Regions from separate parts of the Mus musculus genome. Here regions 2 and 3 are each linked to region 1. The links are chromatin loops, found by intact Hi-C in ENCODE. Cell type or tissue: heart. All regions are shown on one strand.

What was found. A loop is a pair of places that touch in the nucleus more often than their neighbours do. Peaks named below come from ENCODE experiments on the same cell type or tissue, not always from the same donor. Only the 100,000 strongest peaks of a DNase experiment are listed, where the experiment ranks them.
Region 2: a loop joins it to region 1, with 2.3 times the contacts of the local background. A loop is called at or near these places in 4 of 42 quality-filtered maps.
Region 3: a loop joins it to region 1, with 2.9 times the contacts of the local background. A loop is called at or near these places in 3 of 42 quality-filtered maps.

The regions. Positions count from the first base shown.
Region 1 is chr8:123,288,841-123,291,340 of GRCm38, reverse strand. It overlaps Fanca (Fanconi anemia, complementation group A), which reads left to right. Exons shown (of 43, transcript NM_016925.3): 22 at 1,429-1,542; 23 at 1,844-1,980. Among named protein-coding and RNA genes, the nearest start is that of Fanca, 28 kb to the left of the region's middle. In heart, a CTCF peak has its summit at 959 (motif pointing right); a DNase peak (open chromatin) is centred at 480.
Region 2 is chr8:123,109,710-123,112,209 of GRCm38, reverse strand. No RefSeq gene overlaps it. Among named protein-coding and RNA genes, the nearest start is that of Mir7079, 6.0 kb to the right of the region's middle. In heart, a CTCF peak has its summit at 1,351 (motif pointing right); a DNase peak (open chromatin) is centred at 1,320.
Region 3 is chr8:123,214,539-123,217,038 of GRCm38, reverse strand. All of the region lies in intron 2 of Spata33 (spermatogenesis associated 33), which reads right to left. Among named protein-coding and RNA genes, the nearest start is that of Spata33, 2.9 kb to the right of the region's middle. In heart, no CTCF peak of the experiment used is centred here; a DNase peak (open chromatin) is centred at 1,418.

The sequences.
Region 1 (2,500 bases):
CACCTGCATCCGTCTTCAGTGGACTGATTTTTCTCACCCAGGTTCGGCAGACTTGTGATTTTGCCTGCCCATGGTACCTGGGGACCAAACAATGAGCTCATGGGCTTATTGTCTTGGAGGGCTTGACAGTTAGCCACGCCCCTACCTTCTAGGAAGCATGGTGTACAACCTGCTCTGTATTTGATGTCTCCATGAACAGTTTAGGGCCACAGCATACTGCAGTCAAGCACGGTTATTCTCTAACTGGACAGTTTGCTTGTAGTATGTTAGAGGGTTTTTTATTTTATATATGTGTATGTGTTATTGCCTATTGTATGTCTGCATCGTGTGTATGCCCGGGGTCTGCAGAGGCCAGGAGAGGGGGTTGGATCTCTAGTACAGACAGACGGTGATGATCCACCACGTGGAATCAAACCCAGCAGCCTGGGTTGGGGATATCTGTACCTATGAGAACAGTGATAGAGCTGCTTGGCCCTGGGAAGCCGTGACCCGTGAGCTGACGTCCCTGCCAAGTGGGGCTGGCATGTCCAACCATTCCTCAGTGCCGTGTGGCTCTGTCAGCAGTGAGGGGGCATCTAGAGAAGGAGCCAGTGTTCAGGTTTGGTCTTTGCAGCTTAAACTATTTATTAAACAGGGTCTTCTGTATCCTTGGCTGGCCTTGAACTTCTGAGCCTTCTGCCTCCACCTGTCAAGCGCTGGGATTACAGGCATGTGCTCATCCCCAGTTTCATGTGTAGGACTGGCATGGAGCCCAGGGCTTTGTGCACGCTGAGCAAGCATTCCGTGTGTGTGTGTGTGTGTGTGTGTGTGTGTGTGTGTGTGTGTGTGTGTGTGTGTGTGTGTGTGTGACAGTTATATATGTTACTTTTTTGTAATTTTTAAAATTATTTTTTGTATATGGATGTTTTGCTGCAATATGTGTGTGGTGCCCTCAGAGGCCAGCAGAGGGCATCAGAGACTGGAGCTACAGATGGTTGCGAGCCACAGCTTGTTTGTTGGGACTCAGACTCAGGTTCTCTGGAAGCAAGCACCGCTCTTAATCCCTGAGCCATCTCTCCAAGCTCCTCCTCCTTTTTGTGTGTTGCTAGGAGTTAAACCCAGTGCTTTGAGCGTTATAGGCACATGTTCCATTTTGAATGACATCTCCTGTCTCAGTGCTTTCATTTTTGATACTGTATGTGATTTCCACCATCATCAAAGAGAAGGCCTTCCAGAGACAGTGCCCGCTCTCCACACAATGCAGTGCACATCTGACATACACAGCTGTGGTGCTCAGTAATGGTGCACATCTGTGGTGCACATCTGTGGTGCTCAGCCGTGGTGCTCGGCCACACTTCCCCAAGCATATGAGCTTTTTGTATTTATAATAATGTCACTGAGTGTGACTCCCATTTGACCTAATCTTTAAAATGTCCCTCCCTGGTTCAGATGCCACCTCGGCTCAAAGGACAGAGGCCGACTGTGCCAAAGAGCCCCTGGGACTGCTCACAGCAGCACTGGAAGAGCTCAGAGCTTTAATGACAGACCCGACCCAATACAGTGGTAAGACTCGGGATGAGGCAGTGTGTGGTAGTGCTTGTGCTCCGGGTGCCTGCGTGCCACCATAGTGACAGGCTGGCTGGCTCATTCCTGGAGATCGGTATTTGGCAGGTGAACCTGCCCAAAGACTAGACTGAGTGGGGATTCAGAGTGATGGGGACGATGTGGCCACCCTTCCATTCAGAGCAGGCTCCAAGTTGGGTGTGACAGCTTGGCCAGTGCTCCCTAGCGTCTTGTGAGGCCACGCTGTCGCTTGGTTACATCGTTCTTTCCATGCCTTACATAACTGCATGTGTGTTTGCAGTTATTTCTGCTCAGGTGGCCGTGGTTTCTGAAAAACTAAATGCTGTTCTGGGACACAGGAATGATGGTGGCAGCCTCCAGAGAGCAAAGATTCAGCTCAGTGTCCTTCCTTCCACACTGCAGAAGCAGGACCAGGCGGTAAGTCCATGAGGCCTCAGGACCCAGTGGTGGCCTTTCTTAGATTGTGTAAAAGGTGTGTCACGGTGAGATGTTGAGCACTCAGGCAATGGCCATGCCACTGTTGGTCAAGCCCAATGTGGGATTACAGGTGTGCTGGGCTTACAGCTGTGTTCCACCACCTCGTTGTTGCATTTTAAAGAAGCCCTTGTGACAAAAACTGTTTGTAGCACCAGAGCCCATAATGTTTACTCTTCTGTCCTTCACAGTCAGTGTTTTCCTGTCTTCCCACGAAGCAGCTTCAAGTTTCTAGCTTGTGTGGTAACATGGTACACTGATCCCGTCCTCTGATTTGGTACCAACTTGCAATGTAACTTCTTTTCTAAATGCAAGCCTGACAGCCTGAGTTTGATCTCCATTTCCCATAAGCTGGAAGCAGACGACTGGCTGGACCACACACACACATCCACAACACAAAATATATAAAAATCACATGCAGCCTTTGCTATGGTCCTTGCTGTATAGGCCTGCTTCCTGTCGC
Region 2 (2,500 bases), 180 kb after region 1:
GTACCAGCCATCATGGACCAAGTTACAGGTTGTTTATACAAACCACAGCTGTGTGGGTGCTGGGAACCAAACCCAGGTCCTCTGTGAGAACAAGTGCTCTTAACTCCTGAGCCCTCTCTCCAACCCTGGTATATGATTTTTTTTTCAATGTTTTAGGTATCAGGACTACTGTTTATTTTATTGATTTTGTTGAGAATTTCATACATGAATACTGTCTTTACATCCCTCCCTCTCCCACTCCGATTTCTCCTGTGCCCTTCTACTTCCTCTTGCGTGTTGGGGAACACGTGTGCACCACTGTACCCAGCTCCATGTCCAGGGCTCACTTCACTGAATATCCCCAGAAGGCTTGAGGTAGCATCTGCAACCAGAAGTGAAAGACAGGAAGCAGTGGGACACCCAGACCAGTCCCTTCACCCTCCAGGGCCACCCATACTCTACCACCCACCTTTTGAGAAGTTGTCTCTGAGCTGCCTTGATCCACGGAAACTGTGCGTCGGGGAGTATCAATCTTAGTGAAGGTTTCCATTGCTGTGAAGAGACATCAATACCACAGCAACTCTTACAAAGGGAAGGATTTAATTGGATCTGGCTTGCAGTTAGTCCATTGTCACCATGGCAGTAAGCACAATGGTGTGCAGGCAGACATGGTGCTGGAGAGGCAGCTGAGAGCTCTCTCTGTATCACCAGACAGCAGTTAGAGAATGAGCCATGGGGCCTAGCTTGAAACCTCAAAGTCCACCCCCCAGTTTTCTTACAAGAGCTGGTATTTGTCTTCCTTTAGAGGTATGTGTGTCCTGGTGCCTCACTGACTGTGACAACACACTCTGTTAGGTCCTGGGCAACTCTGTGAGATTCCTCAGTCACCTAGTTATAGCATGAGAGAGAGAGGGGCACCACCCACCGTGGGCTGGGTCCTCCCCATTGACCACTAATTGAGAAAATGCCTTACAGCTGGATCTCATGGAGGCATTTCCTCAGCAGAGGCTCCTTCCTCTCTGATGACTCCAGCTTGTGTCAAGTTCACACAAAACCAGCCAGTTGCAGGCCCTTTGACCCACAGAGTCAGAAGCAATCCTGAGCTCCTGACCACACCTACGGACAACCTAGATGTGTCTTCAGGTGGCAGCCCCTTGGGACCTGTTTCTTCTGAGGCTTGTCTTAGAAGCCAAGGACATTCTCTGCAAACACACTTCTCCTATGTGGCCTAATCCACTACTAACTTGACATAGTCTTTGGCCTACACAGGTACACGAACTAAAATAGCCACTATTTTCCGGGTGCCTGGATCTCTCACGGGACAGGGTGGGGACTAGAGTTAAGGGTTACAAATGGTAGAAAGGATATTTTGCACAGTGGCCACAAGGGGGCCCAGGAGCAGGGTTAGGAAGAGGGAGGGCTGTTTGCTGGTGGAGGGCTGGTATGGCCAGCAGAGAGGCTAGGAGTATTGTGAGACAAACAAAACCTCGCTGACATTTAAGTCTGCACTGTGCAGAAAAGAACCTGTGGGGTTGGGGAGATGGCTCAGCTGTTAAAGGATAGACTCACAACCAAAAAATATAAGAGAGGAAACTGTGGACATATTACTTAGCTACTGACATGTAAAATTGCACCAGAACACGGCAGCCAGGACAGTGCTTACTGTCTACTGTGCTGATCCCGTGCAAGAAGAGCCTTGACTGGCCGGGCGTGGTGGTGCACGCCTTTAATCCCAGCACTCAGGAGGCAGAGGCAGGCGGATTTCTGAGTTTGAGGCCAGCCTGGTCTACAAAGTGAGTTCCAGGATAGCCAGGGCTACACAGAGAAACCCTGTCTCGGAAAAAAAAAAAAAAAAAAAAAAAGAGCCTTGATTGGAGGAACAGGGGCAGGCCTCTGCCACCCTGAGGTGCGGTGGGAAAGGCCTGCGTCCAGGATTCCTCCAGTGGCCAGGATGGCTTGGTAAGTAATCTAAGAAGGAAAAGGGGAGGGAGGGAGACAAGAATGTAGCAACTGAAGTGAGAGTGGAGGAGAAGGGCTGGAGAGATGGCTCAGCGGTTGAGAGCACTGACTGCTCTTCTAGAGGTCCTTAGTTCGAGTCCCAGCATGGTGGCTCACAGCCAACTGTGATGGGATCTGACGCCCTCTTCTGGTGTGTCTGAAGACAGCTACGGTGTACTTACATATAATAAATGGAAAAAAAAAGGAGAAAAAGAAGAAAAAGAGTGGAGGAGAAAAGGGACAGAGGAGAGAAGGGAGGAGACGGGAAGGAAAAGGGGTGACAGGGTGAGGAAGGGAAGGAGCCCCAGATAGCAGCCAGTCGCTGCTATGACACCATTTGTCAGGACTGCTAAGACCATGGAGACCAGAGACTGGTGCTTTGGTAGCCATGGCAGCGTGGGCCTAAGAGGCAGCCAGGAACAGAGTCCATGGGCTACGCATCAGGCAGAGCCTAGGAATGGACATCCTGATTTTAGTCTCTCTGGACTTACCTAGAGCTTTGATGATATTCTTAGCAAGAGTC
Region 3 (2,500 bases), 74 kb after region 1:
CACACACATGCCCACGTGTGTGTGCACACACATACACACATACACACAAGCATTCCACTTATTCTCCCTGTCTTCTATAATTGGTCTGCTTTTCTTAAACTGGAATAGAATAATTAAGACTATAACATTTTATGTCTTTAAACTTTTTTATTTAAAAAAAATACTCATAAATTCAAACAGTTGCAAAAGCAGCAAGAGGTGGCCCCCTGTTCCCTTTACACGGTTTCCCCAGTGGTAGCATTTTACATTAGTACAGTGTCAATCCAGGAAACTGACATTGTTCCCGTGAGTGTGGGGCACGTGCCCATCTATGTTCAGGGAGCAGCCCCATCTGCATAGCATGCAGGCATCTTCCGCCAGAGACCCCTCCTGACACCCCCTTTTGCCCACACCTCTTCTCCCTGTTCCTTTAACCCTAACATCTGGCACGCAGGTCTGTTCCTCACCTCTCTAATTTGTCACTTGGAGAACATTCCTAAGGGGGCCACACAGGGCCTGAGGTGTTGGGGGTTGCTGCTCTCTATGCAGGGTCCATTGCTTTTGTTTTTTATCATGGTGGAGACAGAACCCAGGGCCTTCAGCATGCTAGGCAACTGCTCTGCCATAGAGCTACACTGCAGTCTACACCGCAGTCCATGGTCAGTTCTTCATTATTATCATCTACTATCCAAACTGACTGTGAAGATGGCCCAGCCTAGGTCTACACTCTTTGGTTCATTTATGAAAATCCCCTTTCTCTTATTTTAATTTTAAAGTATATGTGTGTGTCAGATTATGAATTTGTGCATGAATGCACTGCCCACACACAAGATGGTATCTGATCTCTTGGAACTGAAATTAAAGGTGGTTGTGAGCTACCCGATATGGGTGCTCAGAGCTGAACGCAGGTCCTCTGGAAATGCAGCGTAAGCCCTTAACCACTGAGCCACCTCTCCAACTCCTTCCATGTCTATGTGCTGAAGGGATCAGATCATGTGGGGCACAGAACATTCAACATTGTAGAGTAGGCTGACTATAAATCTGTGGTGTCCTAATCTCTTTGTATATATCTGTGGAATTTTCAATGTAAAAATACCTAAGCATATAGATACAGTATGTATAAAATAACATACCCCATCTACAAGCTGCCATGATACCTTTTTAAAAAACAAATCAGGGCTTTAGGATGTAGTTCAATCTGCTTGAAATGAGTGACCCTCCGGCCTTGGCCTTCTGAGCTTGGGGATCACAGGAGTGCTCTGGAAGTGACAGGCAAATTTCCACTCTCTGTCACCATTTACCCCTTGATCTGAATATGACTGCTGTGTTACACCTGACTCCAAATGCTTGCAGCTTAAAATAACTTGTCTGTCGTTGTTATGGGTCAGAGACTTAGGACAGGCTTGTCTAGGCAGTGTCACTTGAGGTCCCATGCTTGGCGTGGTTGGATTATTTCTAGGCTGTGTCCTCGGGAGACTTATCTGGGCTACAAGTGCTGTTGATAGCAACAGGCTGTGAAGCCTCAAAGGCCAGAGCCTACAGTCACCCAATGTTCACTCAAAGATCCAGCCCAAGGTTCCCAACTATGGTGCAACCCAGAGCCTCAGAGGTGGACAACCATGGGTTAGTTTGTGGGGGATGTATGTATGTATGTATATCACGTATGTATGTATGTATGTATGTATATCATGTGCATATCTGGTGCCCACAGAGGTCAGAAGATGGCACTGATTCCCCTGGAACTGGAATTACAAATGCCTGTGAGCCACCAAATAGATCCTGAGAACGTTAGCCAGGTTCTCTGTAAGAGTAGCAAGTGTTCTTAACTGCTGAGTCAACTCTCCAGGGCATCACATAGCCCGGGCTGGACTTGAACATGCCATGTAATGACAGCTTCCTCTGAACTCACGCTCCTCCTGCCTCAGGTGTTAAGATTCCAGGCATGTGCTACCATGTCTGCTTTATGGGGCGCTGGTGAAGGAACCCACACCTTTGTGCTTCTTGTATGGTAGACACTCTCCCTAGGGCTTTGAAAACACAGGGTCTCACAATGTTGCCCAAGTTGGGCTCACATGATCCTCCTGCCTCAGTCTCCTGAGTAGCTGGCACTATAACTCCATGCCTAGCCTGTGCGGTTTTAGAATCCTTTCCAAATGAACGTGGGCCCAGCACCTGGGGAGTTGCAGTAAAGGGACTGTGAGTTCAAGGCCTTCCTAGAAAGGAGGTCATAACATACACGGACATTTACACCTGGCTTCCTCAGACCTCATGCTCTGAGGCTCCCTCCAGGGTCGCATGTGTCAGTGGCTTTGTTCCTGTGACTGCTGAGCCTGCTCCATCATCTTTTCTTGACACCAGACTCACTTGGTTTTCTCTTCATGTCCACCTGCATTTCCTCCAGATGTTGACGCTGTATGACAGGTGTCACCGGTGGCCTTCAAATGGGGAGTTCCTCGCTGGCAAAGGCCTTGTCTACCCTGATGCCTTACAAACTTGTAGAGCTGGAGCCATCTTAGAGAGG